2 separate regions of the Mus musculus genome follow, and region 2 is linked to region 1. A link is a loop called in an ENCODE intact Hi-C map of the cell type or tissue named here. Cell type or tissue: heart. All regions are shown on one strand. Links, peaks and the distances in the headings refer to the core of each region. The heading gives the core; the rest is flanking DNA. Region 1 overlaps Zfp65 (zinc finger protein 65). Region 2 holds the start of Zfp729a (zinc finger protein 729a).

Region 1 (11,430 bases), core at 1,099-9,098:
TCCAGGGACAGAGAGTCTTGTGAGGGCGACTGTTGTGTGGGATGTTAGTTTCTTTTCTTTTGGAATGAATTGTTAGATTTATGGATGCCTCGGGTTGAGTAGGAATTCCTAATGTACACCTCTGTGACCTGAGTCGTCACAATACAAGGCTATGTAGCTACAGAATAATCTTGGAATTGTTTTGAACTTATGTTGGCACAATCCAAATAATTATGGATTTTACACTTAAGCTTAAAATCACTAGACAGCAGTGCCCCAATAATACTATCTGAGTATATTTATTTTTTCAAAATTTGGACTGCATTTCTGATAGGATAGTACACTTGTGTGATGAGAGAAAGATCGCAGGGAGGGGCTGGAATGCCTGAAAGGGAAGGGAGAAAATATCTCTGCTAATAGGCCAGGCTCTGAACATTGTTCTCTTACCACATGATTTACTTCTGTCTGTTCACATTATCAGCAGTGACTAATCTCTTCTAAAAGTACTCTGTCCCTCAATGTGGCTTTCTGGTTTACTGATGCTTCCTGGATAGTTCTAGAAAGGATTCCCCAAGTTTTTGTACTGTCTTTGAGAGACTGTAAGATAAATTTCAAAAGCTGTAGCACACTTGGGGGTCTTAAGGTTTACACATAGTAGGTTCCTGTTCATGCAAAATGCACAGTTCTCCTCTTGAAGGGTTAAGAGAATAGTTTAGCCCAGAGCCATTTAATTGGCCATGATCTGAGAAGACAGATTTAGTTTAGTGAAAATTCCATACTCCAACTTGGAAGCAGTTTCATGGTTTTACAGAACAAATAATGTCATTAGCCAAGTAAATTTTAAAATACATTGATGTGAGTCTGATAGAGGTATGTACTGTGAGACATGGGAGATGTTCTATTCACCAAAGATACCATTTGATGAGATTTTAGCTTTTGGACTGATAGAAGCTCATGTTCTGCCTAGTCAGTGGATTCTGGGAGTTTCTTTTAAACTATTGTCACAAGCTGTGTGGTCCACTACAGAGTAAGGTAATGACTGCCCTTGAAGAGAAAACCAGCCCAAGGTAAGGCAGCCAACCCTGAACCTGCAGAATTCCAGGCTCTGCCCCTCCGTGAACTTCCACATGGGCCACCAGTCTCTGCACACACAGACCCCTTACAAGAGTTTTGCATTCACAGTCAGACACTCATTTTTTTTTTTTGTTTTTGTGTTTGCTTTTTCAGGGTTTCTCCTCCACAGCCCCTCCCCCTATCTCAGGTGATCTTGCTTATATTGTCACTCTTCAGTCAAATCAAGAATTAGTGAGCCTGGCTCATGGCATTGAAGCTGACTCTAAGGAAGTATGGGCTTCAGACAACTCCGTCCTATCTACTGGGATTTTCAATGAGTTTGCAACCCTATCTAGATTAATAGACATTTCCTAGTTAATGTTGCTAATCTTTAGGAAAAATATAGGAGTATGTGAAGTCAGAATCCTGCCTTGTACATCAAAACACATTCCTTACAATGTATTGATGGTACAGCAACATGGGCCTTTATATATATATATATATATATATATATATATATATATATATATAATTATCAAATTGAGAATTGTTCTTTAAAGATCTGTAAAGAATTACGTGGGAATTTTGGTGAGAAGTGCATTGAATTTGTAGGTTGATTTTGCTAAGACGGCCATTTTCATTGTTAAGCGTACTTACCCTTGTGCATAGGGAACCTTTCTATCTTATGATATCTTGTAGTATACTAAGGGCAAATGCCAGCATGATCTTTTATATTGTTGTTGTTGTTGTTTTTTTTTTTAATGAAATCTAGTCATATGGTTTTTAGGAAAAAAATACAGGCATGACCACCAGTCAGCCACATGCTGCAAAAGTGATTGTTGTTTTATTAGTTTTGTGTGTCTGACTTAAAACAGCTTCCTTTATTTTTTTCCATTATGAAACAGCTCTATATTCCTTAACCCAAATACATTATTTTTCTTTATATTCTTCTTTTTGGTAATTTTGAGGTCATCTTAATGTGGTTACAAGTGCATGTCTTTAGTTTGAATGAGTTTTTAGTGACATCATAAAAGTAAAAGACTTAGGGAATTGCGGTACAGTTTCTCTCTGTTTTGCTCCTCAATTCACTGCTTAATTTGTGATATTATTCAGTGATGTTACAGCACGCAATATGGTCATTAGTGAAAACATGGATGATGTTAGATTTGTGAGCACAGAACAAAGAGAGGAAAGGCAGGAAAGAGGCTGATAACAACAGATGAGGATGCTTGTTAGTACACACAGAGACGGGCAGCGACTCTCCTGGGAACATAGTGGAGAAACCTGGCTTGAACCTTTTAGAGACACAGGTGAGAGGCTTGGGAATGAGGAAGTGGGTGCTACTCTAGGAGTCCATGCAGAGATGAATCACACACGGATGGTAATGAGAGCACAGGGTACCTCAGAAACAGCTGCCTTAGGGCAGATATCCCCAGTTGCAGGAGAAGTGTTGGATCCCCCTATAACTGCAACATTGACTCCTTCATGGCACTGTATCCTGTGTCAGATTTGCCTGGCGAAGTCCACTCCTGGCTGAAGACAGAAAACTAAAGTTCCCATTGTCCTTTTGTGGAGCCTCTGAGACAGTCTTGGGTCTGTGTAGATTCCCACAGTGACTCCACTTATTGCTAAATTTCCTATTCATACCTTGTTAATATACTGTGATTATATTGTCTACGAGCTCTTCATATATCTACCCATTGGCTGCTCAAACTCAGACCCTTGGTACGCTGTCATTTGCATCTCTATGTACATGCTCAGGATGCTGACCTCAGCCCAGAGGTTCTCATCAGATCTGCATTTTCAATGGATTTGTCATTGTGATAGTGCATATTGGTTTGAGAAGTACCTTCTCCGTCACAATGGCTCTCTACTGTGAGAAATATGCATAATGTGTGCTGTAGTATAATACTAGCAGGGGACACTAAAGTATATATTTTTTCAGAAGATTACAATTTATTTTTTATTGTTCTGGCTAGATTATTGTACACTTGAAACAAACTTTACTTATGAGAGTATGGAAATATCAATTTAGGAAATACCTCTCTAAGATCAGACTGTGTATTAGCCTATATAACATTTTCCTAGTGACTGATGGAACATGGCACAGCCTGACATGCGAGGTGCTATATCTGGGCTGGTGGCCAAAATCGCCAGATGCTTGATTTAGGAATGAATCCCTACAGAGTGAAGAATGTGCCAAGTCCTCACATATTCCATCATTAAGTTCTGAAGAGAACAGAATTCATACAGGAGAAAAACCTTACAAATGTGAAGTTTGTGGCAAGGCCTTCTGCATTCCATTATTACTTTCTAAACACAAGATAATTCATAAAGGAGAGAATCTCTACAAGTGTGATATATGTGGCAAGGCCTTCCAACATCCATCAAGACTTTCCAGACATAAAAAGATTCATTGAGAAGAGAAACCATACAAGTGTGAAGTATGTGGAAAGGCCTTCCACTTTCCATCAATACTTTTGGAACACAAGCGAATTCATACAGGAGAGAAACCATACAAGTGTGAAGAATGTGGTAAGGCCTTCCACATTTCATCAGTTATTTTAAAAATTGATGGTATGTTGCCTGGTGTATTCCAGGAGGAACTATCTCAGTGTTCTGTTTAGGAGAAGTGAGGGAAGTGCAAGGCAGCTACCAGTAATGTTCAAGTATTATCAAATGTGAATGATGACAGGATCAGTGGAGACAGGAAAATCAATAAGGAACATCAAACCAAACACAGAGGGAAATCGAAGAGCCAGTACACACACCATTGTGATCCTAGGAGCTGTGCCCCTCCTCTTGCGAGAGATTCACAGGAGGAAAGCAAGTGCTCAGAAAACACTTGGTGGTGACTCACTTTGATTTCTAATTCAGTCTTATACACCTGGGATGGTTTCGATGGCATCTTAAAGAGATAATGCCCACTCTTACATTATTACATTATCTTCCTTTTTCATATTTTAAGAAAACCATGAAATCATGAATTTTCCACTCCTTAGTAAGATTCTAATAAGTAGAGATGTGCTTTTAAAAAACCAAATACAAACAAACAAAGAAACAAAAAAGATCCGAGGTTTAAACTCACAATGTTTTAGCAGAGATAACAAGGAAATGTGATAAACATTACTGTGAAAAGCTCAGCTCACAGGCTAACATCGCGTGCTGTGACCAAAGACTTTTTTAAAAGCCCAATTTCCCTGTGGCTGCCCACATGCTGCAGCCTGGTTCTTTCCAACTTCAGCTGCCCAGAGCTGGGCTGCATGGCCAGCTGCACAAGACCTCTTCTGTGGGTCCCTGTAAGTCCTTCCAACTGACTTGTGGGAAGTGTAGTCCCGTCCCCAGTGACGTCATCAGAAAGGGCCCTCGGACTCGTGCTTCCTTATTCTTTCTTCAAACTTCACTCCTCAAATGTATGCAGTTGTCCTACTCAAAGCTGCATCTAGATTTCTGAGATGGAGGTTAGTGCAGGGAGCAGCGCCACTTTTCAGGTATAAGGGGCTGTGCAGGGTGGCAGGTAGGGCACGGAGGGAGCTGGCTCATGCTTTTTGTGAGGCAAGAAGCTGCTGACCTGGAGGTGCTATGCTGACCGAGGCGGACCGCTGTGTCTGGGCACGGGTTTGAAGGGGATACGGTTGAAAACAACAGGATGGCAAGGGCAGGCTGGGTCTGCTGACTGCCTCTGCCTGAGATGCTAACGGGAGCGCGCTCATCATTACCTAGCTGGCCCGTTCTCACGTGACCGTAGTCAGATTCTCAGGGCATACAGAGCACTTGGACATCCAGCACCCTCTGTAGGTTATGTCCTGGAGACTACTCCTAGTTTGAGCTCAAAAAGCTTCCTAAAGTTCCTAGTGTCCAAGGAGCAAGAATCCTGTGAGGGAGGGCAAACTGTTGTGTGGGATGTTAGTTCCTGTTCCTTTGGAATGAATTGTTCGACTCGTGGATGCCCTGATTCAAATAAGATTTTCTAATAGACACCTTTGTGACCTGAATGCGACAATACCTGACTATAAAAGCACAAAATAATCTTGTAGTTGGTATAAACCAGTGTTTGCACAATCCAAATAAATAGGATTTTACACTAAAGATTAAAAATCACTAGACAATAATACCTCAACAGTTCTGAGTATGTGTTGTGTCCAAAATTTGGACTCCTTTTCAGATGTGAGAGATGACTTGGTGTGATGAGAAATGGCAGGGTGGGGCTGGAAAGTCTGAAAGGGAAGGGGGAAATGGCTCTGTTCATCTGTAATCTGCCAGGCTCTGTACATTGCTCTCTACTCTGTCACGATCTGTACATTGCTCTCTAATCTGCCAGACTCTGTACATTGTTGTCTCTTCACGTGCTTTTCTTCTTTGTGTTCACGTTATCAGCATTGTCTGAACTCTCTTAAATTTTCCTTTGTCCCTCAATATGACATTCAGGTTTACTGACACACCGTTAATAGTTTTAGAAAGAATTCTCCAAGTTTTTCAACTGTATTTGAAAAGCTGTAAGATTGGACTGGAGAGATGGCTCAGTGGTTAAGAGCACTGGCTGTTCTTCCAGAGGTCATGAGTTTAATTCCCAGCAACCACTTCGTGGCTCCTGACCATCTCTAATTGAATCTGATGTTCTCTTCTGGTATGTCAGCAAAAGAATGCTTATATACATAAATACATAAGTAAATAAATAAATAAATACTTGGGGTCTTATGATTTACACATAGTAGGTTTATGTTCATGCAAAAATGCACAGTTCTCCTCTTGAAGGGTTAAGAGAATAGATTAGTCCAGAGCTATTTGAGTAGCCATGATCTGAGAACATAGATTTAATTTAAACCAAATTTCATATTCCAACATTGAATCAGTTTCATGATTGTACAGAACAAATAATGTCATTGACCAAGGAAAGTTTAAAATACATTGGTTTGAGTCTGAAATAGGCATGCACTCTGAGACATTGGAGATATTTTCAATGTCTAAGATACCATCTGATGAGATTTTAGCTTTTGGATTGATAGAAGCTCATGTTCTGCCTAGTCAGTGGATTCTGGGAGGTTTTTATCTATTGTCACAAGCTGTGTGGCCCACTACAGAGTGAGGCAAGGACTGACTATCCATGAAGGTAAAACCAGCCCAAGGTAAGACAGCTAACCCTGAACCTGCAGAATTCCAGGCTCTGCCCCTCGGTGAACTTCCACGTGGGCCATCAGACTCTGCACACACAGACTCCTTACAAGAGTTTTGCATTCACAGAATACACATAGGTATTTGTGTGTGTGTGGGGGGGGGAGGTTCAGGATTTCTCCTCCACAGCCCCTCCCCCTATCTCAGGGGATCTTGCTTATATTATCACTCTTCAGTCAAACCAAGTGTTTGTGAGCCAGAGCTGGAGCCTGACTTACAGCATTCAAGTCTACAGTCAGGAAGCATAGGCTTCAGACCACCTTGACCTAGCTACTGGAATTTTCAATGAGTTTGCAACCATATCTAGAATAAATAAACATTTCCTAGTTAATATGCTAATCGGTAGGAAAAATATAACAGTATATGAAGTCAGGAATCACATGCTACCTTGTACACCAAAACACATTCCTTACAACATAGAGAGGGTACAGCAGGGTGCTCATATATAACCTTACAGGCTCCAAATAGTCGTATATTTTGTATTAATCAGCCCCATGATAGAAAAGTGAGCTAAAGCCTATTGTGTGATTCATCTCTGTGTTTTGGGGAGGAGTCAGGAATCCTAGAGTTCAAAGTCATCCTCTCCTTCATAGCCAATTCAAGTTAGCCTAAGCTACATGAGACAACTTGTTTTTAAAAGACTTTTAAAACATACTGTATTGGGTGTAGTAATTACTTCTATTGCTCTCAGTTCTGAGCACCAGTGACCTGACAGGAATCCATCCACTCGATATCTTCCTAATCCCAAAACCTTACCAATCTAATAGTTCACTAGCATCTTTTTGTTAATGACTTGTGTTGAAGATCAGGATCTTGCTTACATTTACTGTGCAAGCGGTTAGGGTGGGGCATTCTCTCTGCCTTGCTTGACTAGCAGAGAATGTTAGCTTTCTTTGTGTTCTGACTGTTCTCTGTTATTTTCTGTCCTGACCCCATGGGGCTGTCTGACTTTACCTGAAAGTTTTCAGAACATCTGACTCTGCCAATGGAAAATGACAACTGCATCTACTACTGTCTGTCACATGTGGTATCTCCGCCATCCAGGCAGTAATCTGTCAAGGTGGGTTTCCTTCCTCTTCCTCAGGGAGGAGTCCAGTCTCCTATGCTTGCAGTCCTGCCCTTTTCCTCCAGGCTCTTTTCATTTCATCCTAATGTTACTGTGAGTGATGGTATAAATGATCGACTCACTGATTTTAACAGACTCAGGCAGGAACCCTGTCATGTTAGACAGGTCATTCTGGGAAACTCTGAAGGGTCCTGTGTTGGGTGATGTCATTCAGTTCCTGGTCTCGGCTGTGTGCATGTCAAGAGGCCATGAAAAAAAAAATGCAGAAACCTCATTTGTACTGATTTTGATGGTCATCAAAAGAAGAAAGGAATACACCCGAGAAGCACAGGCTTTTTTGTCATTTTCTACCTTTAAAATATATATGTCAGTGAGTACAAGGACACTTTTCTTTCTGCTTTCCTTTTTTTTTTTAATATTTTTTCTTAGGTATTTTCCTCATTTACATTTCCAATGCTATCCCAAAAGTCCCCCATACCCTCCCACCCACTCCCATACCCACCCACTCCCAATTTTTGGCCCTGGCATTCTCCTGTACTGGGGCATATAAAGTGCGCAAGTCCAATGGTCCTCTCTTTCCAGTGATAGCCGACTAGGCCATCTTTTGATATGTATGCAGCTAGAGTCAAGAGCTCCAGGGTACTGGTTAGTTCATAATGTTGTTCCACCTATAGGGTTGCAGAGCCCTTTACCTCCTTGGGTACTTTCTCTAGTTCCTCCATTGGGGGCCCTGTGATCCATCCAATAGCTGACTGTGAGCATCCACTTCTGTGTTTGCTAGGCCCTGGCATAGTCTCACAAGAGACAGCTATATCTGTGTCCTTTCATCAAAATCTTGCTAGTGTATGCAATGGTGTCAGCGTTTGGAAGCTGATTATGGGATGAATCCCTGGATATGGCAGTCTCTAGATGGTCCATCCTTTCGTCACAGCTTCAAACTTTGCCTCTGTAACTCCTTCGATGGGTGTTTTGTTCCCAATTCTAAGAAGGGGCACAGTGTCCACACTTTGGTCTTTGTTCTTGAGTTTCATGCGTTTAGCAAATTGTATCTTATATCTTGGGTATCCTAAGTTTCTGGGATAATATCCACTTATCAGTGAGTACATATTGTGTGAGTTCCTTTGTGATTGTGTTACCTCACTCAGGATGATGCCCTCCAGGTCCATCCATTTGCCTAGGAATTTTTTAAATTCATTCTTTTTAATAGCTATCCCAAAATTGTGTAAATGTACCACATTTTTTTTTTTATCCATTCCTCTGTTGAGGGGCATCTGTGTTCTTTCAGTCTTCTGGCTATTATAAATAAGGCTGCTATGAACATAGTGGAGTATGTGTCCTTCTTACCAGTTAGAACATCTTCTGTATATATGCCCAGAAGAGGTATTGCTGTATCCTCAGGTAGTACTATGTCCATTTTTCTGAGGAACCGCCAGACTGATTTCCAGAGTGGTTGTACAAGCTTGCAATCCCACCAACAATGGAGGAGTGTTCCTCTTTCTCCACATCCTTGCCAGCATCTGCTGTCACCTGAAGTTTTGATCTTAGCCATTCTGACTGGTGTGAGATGGAATCTCAGGGTTGTTTTGATTTGCATTTCCCTGATGATTAAGGATGTTGAACATTTTTTCAGGTGCTTCTCTGCCATTCAGTATTCCTCAGGTGAGAATTCTTTGTGCAGTTCTGAGCCCCATTTTTTAATGGGGTTATTTGATTTTCTGAAGTCCACCTTCTTGAGTTATTTATATATATTGGATATTAGTCCCCTATCTGATTTAGGATAGGTAAAGATCCTTTCCCAATCTGTTGGTGGTCTTTTTGTCTTACTGACAGTGTCTTTTGCTTTGCAGAAGCTTTGCAACTTTATGAGGTCCCATCTGTCAATTCTCGATCTTACAGCACAAGCCATTGCTGTTCTATTCAGGAATTTTTCCCCTGTACCCATATCTTCGAGGTTTTTCCCTACTTTCTCCTCTATAAGTTTTAGTGTCTCTGGTTATATGTGGAGTTCCTTGATCCACTTAGATTTGACCTTAGTATGAGGAGATAAGAATGGATCAATTCGCATTCTTCTACATGATAACCTCCAGTTATGCAGCACCATTTGTTGAAAATGCTGTCTTTTTTCTACTGGATGGTTTTAGCTCCCTTGTCAAAGATAAAAGTGGCCATAGGTTTGTGGGTTCATCTCAGGGTCTTCAATTCTGTTCCATTGGTCTACTTGTCTGTCGCTATACCAGTATCATGCAGTTTTTATCACAATTGCTCTGTAGTACAGCTTTAGGTCAGGAATGGTGATTCCACCAGAGGTTCTTTTATCCTTGAGAAGAGTTTTTGCTATCCTAGGTTTTTTTTATTCCAGATGAATTTGCAGATTGCCCTTTCTAATTCGTTGAAGAATTGAGTTGGAATTTTGATGGGGATTGCATTGAATCTGTAGATTGCTTTTGGCAAGATAGCCATTTTGACTATATTGATCCTGCCAATCCATGAGCATGGGAGATCTTTCCATCTTCTGAGATCTTCTTTAATTTCTTTCTTCAGAGACTTGAAGTTCTTATCATACAGATCTTTCACTTCCTTAGTTAGAGTCACGCCAAGATATTTTATATTATTTGTGACTATTGAGAAGGGTGTTGTTTCCCTAATTTCTTTTTTTCTTTTTTTTTCTTTGAAGGTCTTATAGAACTCTGCACTAAACCCGTCTCGTCCTGGGCTTTTTTTGGCTGGGAGACTATTAATAACTGCTTCTATTTCTTTAGGGAATATGGGACTGTTTAGATCGTTAACTTGATCCTGATTTAACTTTGGTACCTGGGTATCTGTCTAGAAATTTGTCCATTTCATCCAGGTTTTCCAGTTTTGTTGAGTATAGCCTTTTGTAGAAGGATCTGATGGTGTTTTGGATTTCTTCAGGATCTGTTGTTATGTCTCCCTTTTCATTTCTGATTTTGTTAATTAGAATGCTTTCCCTGTGCACTCTAGTGAGTCTGGCTAAGGGTTTATCTATCTTGTTGATTTTCTCAAAGAACCAACTCCTCAATTGGTTGATTCTTTGAATAGTTCTTCTTGTTTCCACTTGGTTGATTTCGCCCCTGAGTTTGATTATTTCCTGCTGTCTACTCCTCTTGGGTGAATTTTCTTCCTTTTTTTCTAGAGCTTTTAGATGTGTTGTCAATCTGCTAGTGTGTGCTCTCTCCAGTTTCTTTTTAGAGGCACTCAGAGCTATGAGTTTCCCTCTTAGAAATGCTTTCATTGTGTCCCATAAGTTTGGGTATGTTGTGGCTTCATTTTCATTAAACTCCAAAAAGTCCTTAATTTCTTTCTTTATTCCTTCCTTAACCAAGGTATCATTGAGAAGAGTGTTGTTCAGTTTCCACGTGAATGTTGGCTTTCTATTATTTATTTTGTTATTGAAGATCAGCCTTAGTCCATGGTGATCTGATAGGATGCATGGGACAATTTCAATATTTTTGTATATGTTGAGGCTTGTTTTGTGACCAATTATGTGGTCAATTTTGGAGAAGGTATCATGAGGTGCTGAGAAGAAGGTATATTTTGTTTTAGGATAAAATGTTCCGTAGATATCTGTCAGATCCATTTGTTTCATAACTTCTGTTAGTTTCACTGTGTCCTGTTTAGTTTCTGTTTCCATGATCTGTCCATTGGTGAAAGTGGTGTGTTGAAGTCTCCCACTATTATTGTGTGAGGTGCAATGTGCGCTTTGAGCGTTACTAAAGTTTCTTTAATGAGTGTGGCTGCACTTGTATTTGGAGCATAGATATTCAGAATTGATAGTTCCTCTTGGAGGATTTTACCTTTGATAAGTATGAAGTGCCCTTCTTTGTCTTTTTTGATGACTTTGGGTTGGAAGTCAATTTTATTAGATATTAGAATGGCTACTCCTGCTTGCTACCATTTGCTTGGAAAATTGTTTTCCAGCCTTTCATTCTGAGGTAGTGTCTATCTTTTTCTCTGAGATGAGTTTCCTGTAAGCAGCAAAATGTTGGGTTCTGTTTGTGTAGCCAGTCTGGTAGTCTATGTCTTTTTGTTAGGGAGTTGAGTCCATTGATATTAAGAGATATTAAGGAAAAGTAATTGTTGCTTCCTATTATTTTTGTTGTTAAAGTTGGCATTCTGTTCTTGAGGCTGTCTTCTTTTCG
Region 2 (11,430 bases), core at 1,826-9,825, 87 kb after region 1:
TCTCCCTCGGAATGTCTTCCAAGGGTGCAGCCTGTGGGGAAATAGACCGTCGTCTTCCCACAGCCACTAGGGTCCTTACGGTCCGCAGTGGCAGCTGCCAGAATACAGAATACCAGAACTGGTAACACAGGTGGGGCTCAAACCCACAATCTCAGAACTGAAAAACTAAGACACAAATTCAGCAGTGCCACACTTAGACACTTAGACAACAGACAACATAACAAGACTCACACAAACAAACGCACCTCCAAGGGGTCCTTCGGGGTTCCTGGGTGTCACGCAGATCTCGGTGGAACCTCCAAATGAAAGAACTCAGTGGGGAAACCCCCACTCAGCTCCCGATTCGGCGTGCACCCAAGAATCACGAATAGAACACAACACCTTGATGTAACAACAAGAGGTTTTTAATGGCGGAGCTCCGGGTAGAAACGTATCTCACATAACAGGAGACAGTGGATTCGACCAAGAGGCTTGGAAGCTAGGGGGTTTTATAGAAAAGGAGTGGGGCTGGGGGAGGAATTGGCGCGGTTTCACATGATTGGTCCATTTAAACATCAGCAGCCTGTAACATTTAACTTAGGTCAGAGGGGTGGGAGCTAGGGAGGCGATGGGCTTGCCCGGGCATGTCCTGGTCTGTTCTGCTATGTTCTCAGCCCCAGGTTTCAAAGCTCAGAAACAACTCTTTGGGCTATTTAACATACATTACATGAATTACAGTTTTATTTCCTTTCAGATGCAACAAATTGACAGGAACCAAACATAAGATTATTAAGGAAAGAGCAGAGAGTGTAAGAGAGACAGGAGGACGGACTGATTGATAAACACATAGGAAATAGGAAGAGGGACATTATTTTTGGAGGAGGTTGTTTAAAAAGGCATGAGAGAAAGAGGATTCCTTCTGAGATAAATCAGCTGAGAAAGAATGTCAGCAAGGTGCTTTCTCTGCCTCGCTGAGATATCAGGCTTTCGCCCTGGCATCTGACTCCCAAGTGTTCATTGGTAAAATCAAACAATTGAGATTTTGTTAAAACAACAATTAGCTAAGGCCCACAATTGGATTGGATGTAAGAGGTGGGGATTTATTTCAAATTTTACAAGGTGATGCAAACTTAAGTACTCCATGAAAATTATCTGCTGAATCTAAAAAATAATTGACTCTGGTAGAAAAGAGATATAGGATGACTGCTTGAATCCCAAACTAGATTGTGTTATTTTTGGCTTCTTTCATTCCCTCACAGGAATTCTCATATATAGAAAAGATAATATATTAGAATAGATATTTCAAACACATAAACAGAGCAAAAAGTTACAAACATATACAGAAAATTTTTTAATTTGATTATGAGAGGGAGAATAACACTTCATCAATTACCAAGAATAAACCCATCATAGATTGCAGTGCCTTACACTAATGCTGAAGTTATCACATTATAGGTAATCAATAAGGATTGGCAAGGAACTTGCAATAATTTTGGGGGGGAAGAAATTAACAAAAAAAACCCCACAAAAGCAAAAACAACAACAAACCACACACACACACACACAGACTAATTGGATTCTTCCTCAGTTATTGAGATGAACAATATTTTCGAAAGCTCCTACCTTTTACACAGATGGCAATAAATCAGGAGAAGCAGGTTATAAATCAGAAAACATAAGTAACATAATTCAGAGTCAGAAGTCAAATCAGAACTCTCATGTTTATATCAGATTTTTCTAAACCTCTTAATATAGTTCTCAATATGCAGAGAAACTTCTTTTGCATATAAAAACTTATTTCAGATGATTCTGAATAAAGACTGTTATTTAGACAATGGTAACTAATTGTCTTAGTCAGGGTTTCTATTCCTGCACAAACATCTTGACCAAGAAACAAGTTGGGGAGGAAAGGGTTTATTCAGTTTACACCTCCACACTTCTGTTCATCACCAAAGGAAGTGAGGACTGGAACTCAAGCAGGCCAAGAAGCAGGAGCTGATGCAGAGGCCATGGAGGGATGTTTCTTATTGGCTTGCCTCCACTGGCTTGCTCAGCTTTCTTTCTTTCTTTCTTTTCTTTTTTTTTCTGATAAGAGTCTTTAATATTCCCTCTGAAATTTCACAAGCCAGGCCTCCATCTTCTGCACTCTTCTTAACATTATTTTCCAAGCTCCTATAGAACATACCACAGAGCACTTAACACAAAATGGATCTTCTAGCGAAAAGTTCCAAAATCTTTCCACAGTCCTCCCCAAAACATAGTCAGGTTGTCAAATGAATACCCCATTCCTAGTACCAAATTATCTTAGTCATGGTTTCTATCCCTGCACAAACATCATGACCAAGAAGCAAGTTGGGGAGGAAAGGGTTTATTAGCCTTGCTTCTGAAAGGTTTCACAAATCTGGTAATGAATTACATGGCCATCGGACTGGTTGATTTTGTGTCAAATTGACACAAGCTAGAGTTATCACAGTCTATATCTTTTTATTGAAAACATAATCTTGTCTATTTCCTGAGGAACTGATTCTAATCTTTAGTGGTTTGATTATTGTATAACAAGGAGACACTGATAGTTTGAATATGCTTGGTCCATGGGAAGTTGTACTGTTAGGAGGTATGGCCTGATTTGAGGTATAGTCTTTCTACAGGAAGCATGTCAGGAGGTGTTGTTTGGATAACTCATATATGTGGTTGAGTCTGGCCAGTGTGACCCAGAGCCTCTTCCTTGCTGTATGCAGAAGACAGACCCCCTTCTGCTGCCTGCAGATAAAAATGTAGACCTCTCATTTCTGCCTAAACCTTACCATGCTTTCTACCATGATGATATTGAACTGACTCTCTGAAAATGTAAGCCAGTTCCAATTAAATGTTTTCTTTCATAAGGGCTTATCCCTAACTAGCTTACAAGTAAAAGAGGTTCAGACTCGAGGTTATTTCATCTGGCTTTGACAAGTACTGGGGTTCAACCCCTAATTTACTCTTCCTCTAACTGCTTTCTTGGCTACCTTCCCAGTGGTGTACTTCAGATACTTAATGTTTCTCCCAGCCATGTACACCCCCCCCCCATGGCAGCTCATCCTCTTCACCCATTCTTCCTCCTTTTCCTGGCCTCTTTTCCTTCTCTCTCTTCTCCACCCCATACCACCTAACTCAAAAGCCACCTACTTCTAGTCCTTCCAGTAATAGGCTGTACCAAATTTGATTTAACTAATAGTTTTCAATCAAGGAACAAGGTTTGCACAACAGAACCTTTTAAATGTGAGAGGTCCATGGTAAGCTTAGACCTTCAGATATAAAATTTAGTATTACAATACATAGCAACATACCAAACCTCAACACATACACATATTGGAAAACTAACTATGCTCAGAAATGTTAAGTCCTTCTGGTTGTTGGCAATGCCCTTCACTACAGCCATCAGGGGGATGACAGACCACTCATGACCTCATTCTAAACAGACATGCCAATCAAATGTCCAGGTGAATGTACTGCTTGTTGACTCTAGTTTTTCTAAGTTAAGGAATCTGTTCTGATCCCTAGGCAAACACACTCCCTAGAGAAGAAAAATTGGAATGGGATTTTGCACAGTCTCTGCTCTGAAACAGCTTGGCTTTGAATTATTGTGCCTCAGGGAAGTATGAAGACTTTTCTGTAATGCCATTTGTAGCTTTAACTCAAGCATGAACTACACAGGAATAAACCTTCCCACGAAAAGATGGGAATTCTCCATACTCCAAGTTTCCAGTCTAACTTCTTTAATACATCGACCTCATTTTACAGTGATATGAACATATTTCTGATACCTTTGAATTCCAGGAGGAACTATCTCGGTGTTCTGTTTAGGAGAAGTGAGGGAAGTGCAAGGCAGCTACCAGTAATGTTCAAGTATTATCAAATGTGAATGATGACAGGATCAGTGGAGACAGGAAAATCAATAAGGAACATCAAACCAAACACAGAGGGAAATTGAAGAGCCAGTACACACACCATTGTGATCCAAGGAGCTCTGCCCCTCCTCTTGGGAGAGATTCAGAGGAGGAAAGCAAGTGCTCAGAAAACACTTCGTGGTGACTCAGTTTGATTTCTAATTCTGTCTTCAGCACCTGGGATGGTTTTGATAGCATATTAAAGAGATAATGCCCACTCCTACATTAACTTCCTGCTTTCATATTTTAAATAAACAATGAAAGCATGAATTTTCCATTCGGTAGTAATATTCCATAAGTAAATCTGTGCTTTAAAAAACCAAGGGGAAAAAAAAAAAAGAAAGAAAGATCGAAGCTTTAATCTCACAATGTTTTAGCAGAGATAACAAGGAAATGTGATAAACATTACTGTGAAACTCAGCTCACAGGCTAACATCGCTTGCTGTAACCAAAGACTTTTTTAAAAGCCCACTTTCCCTGTGGCTGCCCATGTGCTGCAGCTTAGTTCTTTCCAACTTCAGCTGCCCACAGCTGGACCGCAAGGCAGGCAATGCACAAGACATCTTAGGTGGGGTCCCTGTAAGTCCTTCCAACTGACTTGTGGGAAGTGTAGTCCTGGTTCCTGTTTCGTCATTAGAAAGGGCCATCGGACTCGAACTTCCTTATTCTTCCTTCAAACTTCACTCCTCAAATGTATGCAGTTGTCCTGCTCAGCGCTGCATCTGGATTTCTGAGATGGAGTTCGGTGCAGGGACCAGCGCCTTCTTTCAGGTCTGAGGGGCTGTGCAGGGTGGCAGGTAGGGCACGGAGGGAGCTGGCTCGGGCTTGTTGAGAGGCAGGAAGCTGCTGACCTGGAGATGCTGTGCTGACCTAAGCTGGGCCGCTGCGCCTGGGCACGGGTTTGAAGGGGAGAAGGTTGAAAACAACAGGATGGCAAGGGCAGGCTGGGTCTGCTGACTGCCTGTTCCCGAGATGCTGACGGGAGCGCACTCATCATTACCTAGCTGACCCGTTCTCACGTGACTGTAGTCAGATTCTCAGGGCATACAGAGCACTTGGACTTGTAGCGCCCTCTGTATGTTATGTCCTGGAGACTACTCCTGGTTTGAGCTCAAACAGCTTCCTAAAGTTCCTAGTGTCCAAGGAGCAAGAATCCTGTGAGGGAGGGCAAACTGTTGTGTGGGATGTTAGTTCCTGTTCCTTTGGAATGAATTGTTAGACTCACGGATGCCCTGATTCAAATCACATTTTCTGATAGACACCTTTGTGACCTGAATGCGACAATACATGGCTATAAAACCACAAAATAATCTTGTAGTTGGTATGAACCAGTGTTTGCACAATCCAAATAAATAGGATTTTACACTAAAGATTAAAAATCACTAGACAATAATACCTCAACAGTTCTGAGTATGTGTTGTGTCCAAAATTTTGACTCCTTTTCAGATGTGAGAGACGACTTGGGGTGATGAGAGATCACAGGGTGGCACTGGAAAGTCTGAAAGGGAAGGGGGAAATGCCTCTGCTCATCTGCCAGGCTCTGTGCATTGCTTTCTAATCTGCCAGACTCTGTACATTGTTGTCTCTTCACGTGCTTTTCTTCCTAGAGTTCACGTTATCAGCAGTGTCTGAACTCTTTTAAATTTTCTTTTGTCCCTCAATGTGACATTCAGGTTTAGTGACACACCCTTAATAGTTTTAGAAAGAATTCTCCAATTTTTTCAACTGTATTTGAAAAGCTGTAAGATAGGGAAGGAGAGATGGCTTATTGGTTAAGAGCATGCCTATTCTTCCAAAGGTCCTGAGTTTAATTCCAGCAACCACTTGTTGGCTCCCAACCGTCTATTATTGGATCTGATGTTCTCTTCTGGTATGTCAGCAAAAGAATGCTCATATAAATAAATAAATAAATATTTTGAAAAGTTGTAATATAAATTTCAAAAGCCGTGGCACTCTTGGGGTCTTATGATTTACACATAGTAGGTTTATGTTCATGTAAAAATGCACAGTTCTCCTCTTAAAGGGCTAAGAGAATTGTTTAGTCCACAGCTATTTGAGTAGCCATGATCTAAGAACATAGATTTAGTTTAAACCAAATTCCATACTCCAACATGGAACCAGTTTCATGGTTGTACAGAACAAATAATGTCATTGACCAAGGAAAATTTGAAATACATTGGTGTGAGTCTGATAGAGGCATGCACTATGAGACATTGGAGATATTTTCAATGTCTAAGATACCATCTGATGAGATTTTAGCTTTTGGATTGATAGAAGCTCATGTTCTGCCTAGTCAGTGGATTCTGGGAGGTTTTTATCTATTGTCACAAGCTGTGTGGCCGACTACAGAGTGAGGCAAGGACTGACCCTGAAGGTAAAACCAGCCCAAGGTAAGACAGCTAACCCTAAACCTGCAGAATTCCAGGCTCTGCCTCTCAGTGAACTTCCACGTGGGCCATCAGACTCTGCACCCACAGACTCCTTACAAGAGTTTTGCATTCACAGAATACACACAGGTTTTTTTGTCTGTTTGGTTTTTTGTTTTTGTTTTTTGTTTTCAGGATTTCTCCTCCACAGCCCCTCCCCTATCTCAGGGGATCTTGCTTATATTATCACTCTTCAGTCAAACCAAGTGTTTGTGAGCCAGAGCTGGAGCCTGACTTACAGCATTCAAGTCTACTGTCAGGAAGCATGGGCTTCAGACCACCTTGTCCTAGCTACTGGAATTTTCAATGAGTTTGCAACCACATCTAGAATAAATAAACATTTCCTAGTTAATGATGCTAATCGGTAGGGAAAATATAACAGTATATGAAGTCGGGAATCACATGCTACCTTGTACACCAAAACACATTCATTACAACATAGAGAGGGTACAGCAGGGTGCTCATATATAAACTTACAGACACCAAATAGTCGTATATTTTCTATTAATCAGCCCTATGATAGACAAGTGAGCTAAAGCCTATTGTGTCATTCATCTCTGTGTTTTGGGGGAGGAATCAGGAATCCTGGAGTTCAAAGTCATCCTTTCCTTCATAGCCAACTCAGGGGAGCCTAAGCTACTTGAGACCCCTTGATTTAAAAGACTTTTAAAGCATACTGTATTGGGTGTAGTAATTACTTCTGTTGCTCTCAGTTCTGAGCACCAGTGACCTAACTAGAATCCATCCACTTGATATCTTCCTAATCCTAAAACCTTACCAATCTAGTATTTTGCTAGCATCCTTTTGTTAATGACTTGTGTTGAAGATCAGGATCTTGCTTACATTTACTGTGCAAGCAGTTAGGGTGGGGGGCATTCTCTCTGCCTTGCTTGACTAGCAGGGAATGTTAGCCTTTCTTTGTACTCTGACTATTCTCTATTATTTTCTGTCCTGACCCCATGGGCTGTCTGACTTTACCTGAAAGTTTTCAGAACATCTGACTCTGCCAATGGAAAATGACAACTGCATCTACCACTGTCTGTCACATGTGGTATCACCGCCATCCAGGCAGTAATCTGTCAAGGTGGGTTTCCTTCCTCTTCCTCAGGGAGGAGTCCAGTCTCCTATGCTTGCAGTCCTGCCCTTTTCCTCGAGGCTCTTTTCATTTCATTCTAATACTGTGAGCGATGGTATGAATAATCGACTCACTCATTTTAACAGACTCAGGCAGCAACCTTGTTATGTTAGACAGGTCGTTCTGGGAAACTCTGAAGGGTCCTGTGTTGGGTGATGTCATTCAGTTTCTGGTCTGGGCTGTGTGCATGTCAAGTGGCCATGAAAAGAATGCAGAAACCTCATTTGTACTGATTTTGATGGGCATCAAAAGAAGAAAGGAATACACCCGAGAAGCACAGGTTGATGTCATTTTCTGCCTTTAAAATATGTCTGTCAGTGAGTTCAAGGACACTTTTCTTTCTTCTTTCTTGTCCATTCATTTGTGTATTTAGCTACTTTTCATCCCAATCACAGCCCCCCCGCCCAGTCTTCTCCCAGGACCCCCTCCCATTGCCCCTCTCCCCATGCACCACTTCCTTCCTCCCCGACCAACCCCTACTGGCACATGTAGTCACTGGAGGAGTAGACACATACCTTTCCAATGAAGCTAGGTGAGGCAGCCCAGATCGCGACTCAGGCTCCACTGTCAGGAAACAGGGTCAGGGATAACCTCCACTTCAGGCTTTGGGAGATCCATATGAAGGCCAAGCGGCCTTTGTGCTACATATGTGTGGAGGTGAGCTGTGGGTCTAGTCCATGTATGCTCTGTGCTTGGTGGTTCCCTCTCTGGAAACCCACAAGGGTCCAGGTTAGTAGTTGACTCCGTTGGTCTTTTGTGGAGTCCCTACCCTCTCCCAATCCCACAATCCTTTCCCCAACTCTTCTACAATATTCCCTCAGCTCTGGCTAATAATGTTTGACTGTAGGTCTCTGCATCTGTTTCAGAGAGTCGCTGGATGGGTCCTCTCAGACGACAGTTAAACCAGGCTTGTCTGCAAGCCTAACAGAGTATCAGTGAAAGTTCTTATCCATGGAAACTGTCCACGTTGGGCCCATCATTAGTTGGCTATTTCCTCAGTCTCTTTTCCATCTTTGTCCATGCACTTTTTGTAGGCAGGACACATTTTGAGCTGAAGGTTTGGCATCCTCATCTCTCCCCTGGGAGTACTGCCTGGCTACAGGAGGTAACCATTTTAGGTTGCATCTTCCCTAATGTTAGGAGTCTCAACTAGTGTCACCCCTATAGGCTCACAGGAGCCTCTCCCATCCCAGATCTCCAGCATATCACATAAATGATCCCCTTCCTCAACCTGGCCCACCACCAAATTTTACTCATTCTTTTGGCCCCTCTCTCCCAGGCTTTCCCTACACCTGATCCTTCATCCCCATATCCTTCCCAATCCCCTTCCTCTCCATCTACTTCTGATGACTAATTCCATTCTGAGTGAGAATCAAGCAAACTCCATTGGGCCCTCCTTTTTATTTAGTGTGTCTGGATCTGTGGATTGTCTCTAGGGTATCTTTGTAGCTAATATCCACTTATAAGTGAGTATATATTATGCATATCTTTTTGGTTCTGGACTATGTCACTCAGGAAGATGAAGTGCAAGTTTCTAGTTTCTTTAAATTCAGTTGTGTCATGTAATGTTTTGCTGGAAGCTGTCTCGTCAGAGGGCATGTGATGTTTTGCTGAGAGCAGATGCTTGAGAAGGTGGGTGATATTTAGAAAGAAGATAAATAGAACCCCACACACAGTGAGAGGGTGCTTCTGCATTGATAGGACCTGCAAAGCTCTGCTGGTCTTCACTACATAGAGAGAAATGCACCAAAGAACTTCTGTGGGATTTTGGCTGCTTCTACTGATTCATATGAATTCAGTGGTTCCTTGTGCTTTCTGTTGGATCTTGCCATGTGTCCTGATTCATGCTTGATGTTTTGTAATTGGATTGTACTGCTGTCTTAGTTGGGGTTTCTATTCCTGCACAAACATCATGACCAAGAACCAAGTTGGGGAGGAAGGGGTTTATTCGGCTTACACTTCCATACTGCTGTTCATCACGAAGTCAGGATTGAAACTCAAGCAGGTCAGGGTGCAGCAGCTGATGTAGAAACCATGGACTTTACTGCCTTACTGGCTTACTTCCCCTGGCTTGCTCAGCCTGTTCTCTTATAGAACCCAAGACTACCAGCCCAGAGATGGTCCCACCCACAAGGGGCCTTTCCCTCTTGATCACTAATTGAGAAAATGCCTTACAGTTGGATCTCATGGAGGCATTTCCTCAACTGAAGCTCCTTTTTCTGTGATGACTCCAGCTGTGTTAAGTTGACACAAAACTAGCAAGTACAATTGCTGATATCCTGACAACAAAGATGGGAACTACCCCAAGGAACTACTTCTAAATAGGGCCACAAACCCTGTTTTCTATTTATCTTTTTTGTCCCCTACCACTGGTATGTGGGCTAGAAGGAAGGTTGAAGCATTTGAGAACTCTACTTAAAGTAAGTTTTGAAAAAAGTCTAAGTTTTCTTGTTACACCAATTTGCCTATAAACTTCATGATATCCTTGTTTTTAATAGCTGAGTAATAGTCTGCTGTGTAAATGAATAACAATTTCCTTATCCATTTGTCCCTTAGGGATATCTGTGTTGTTTCCAGTTTCTGGCTGTTATGAATAAAGCTGCTACAAATGTAGTTGAGCAAGTGTCCTTGTGGTATGGTAGAACATCTTTTGGGTATATGCCCAAGAGTGATCTCTCTGAGACTTGAGGTAAAACTATCCCCATTATTCTGAGAAACCACCACATTGATTTCCATAGTGATTATATAACTTAGCATTCCCACCAGCAAGCAAGGAGTGTTTCCATTGCCCTACCTATATCCTTGCCTGCATGTGCTGTGGGTGTAAGGTAGAATCTCAGAGTCACTTTGATTTGCATTTCCCTGATGACCAAAGAAACTTTTTAACGTGTTTCTCAGCCATTAGAGATTCCTCTACTGAGAATTCTCTGCTTAGCTCTGTACCCATTTTTTAACTGGGTTATTTAGTTTGCTGGTGTCCAACTTCTTGAGTTTTTTTTAATATATATATATATATATATATATATATAATTGGATATCAGCCCACTGTGGGATTTAGGGTTGCTGAAAATCTTCCCATTCTGGAGGCTGCCATTATGACAGTGTCCTTTGCTTTACAGAAGGTTTCCAGTTGCATGAGATCCCACTCATTAATTGTTTATTTTAGTGCCTTAGTTATTGGTGTTCTCTTCAGGAAGTTGTTCCTATACCAATGCATTCAAGGCTACTCCCCACTTTCTCTTCTATTAGATTTAGAGTATCTGTTGGTTTGTTTTTTTAAAGATTTATTTTTTATTGATATGAGTGCATTGCAGGTGTCTTCAGACACACACTAGAAAAGTGCATCAGATCCCATTACAGATGGTTGTGAGCCACCATGTGGTTGCTGGGAAGTGAACTCAGGACCTCTAAAACAGCAGTCAGTGCACTTAACTGCTGAGCCATATCTCCAGCCTGTGTATCTGATTTTATGTTGAGGTTTTTTGATCTACTAGGACTTGAGTTTTGTGCAGAGAGATGAATATGAATCTATTTGCGTTCTTCTACATGCAGACATACAGTTAGATTGCCACCATTTTTTGAAGATGCTTTCTCTCTTCCAATGTATGGTTTTGGCTTCTTTGTCAAAATTTACGTGTCCAGAGGTGTGTAGGTTATTTCAGGGTCTTCTGATCAATTCCCTTGGTCAATCTGTGTGTTTCTATACCAATACCATACAGGTTTCTTTAATTACTCTTTCTCTGTAGTTCTGCTTGAAATCAGTGATTATGATACCCGTGGGAGTTCTTTTATTGTACAGAACTGTTTTATCTATCCTGGTGGTTTTTTGTTTTTTTGTTCTTTTTAAATATGAAGTTGAGAATTGTTCTTTCAAAGTCTGTAAAGAATTGTATGGGAATTTTGATGAGAAGTGCATTGAATCTGTAGATTCCTTTTGATGAGATGGCCATTTTCACTGTGTTAA

What was found. Hi-C counts contacts between places; a loop is a spot of excess contacts. Peaks named below come from ENCODE experiments on the same cell type or tissue, not always from the same donor. Only the 100,000 strongest peaks of a DNase experiment are listed, where the experiment ranks them.
Region 2: a loop joins it to region 1, with 2.6 times the contacts of the local background. A loop is called at or near these places in 13 of 42 quality-filtered maps.

The regions. Positions count from the first base shown.
Region 1 is chr13:67,717,281-67,728,710 of GRCm38, reverse strand. All of the region lies in intron 1 of Zfp65 (zinc finger protein 65), which reads left to right. Among named protein-coding and RNA genes, the nearest start is that of Zfp65, 6.2 kb to the left of the region's middle. In heart, for the core only: no CTCF peak of the experiment used is centred there; a DNase peak (open chromatin) is centred at 4,370; H3K4me3 peaks cover 1,406 bases; H3K27ac peaks cover 939 bases.
Region 2 is chr13:67,630,893-67,642,322 of GRCm38, reverse strand. It overlaps Zfp729a (zinc finger protein 729a), which reads left to right and starts at 4,542. Exons shown (of 4, transcript NM_183146.4): 1 at 4,542-4,676. The coding sequence starts at 4,641. In heart, for the core only: a CTCF peak has its summit at 4,970; a DNase peak (open chromatin) is centred at 4,522; H3K4me3 peaks cover 1,135 bases; H3K27ac peaks cover 874 bases.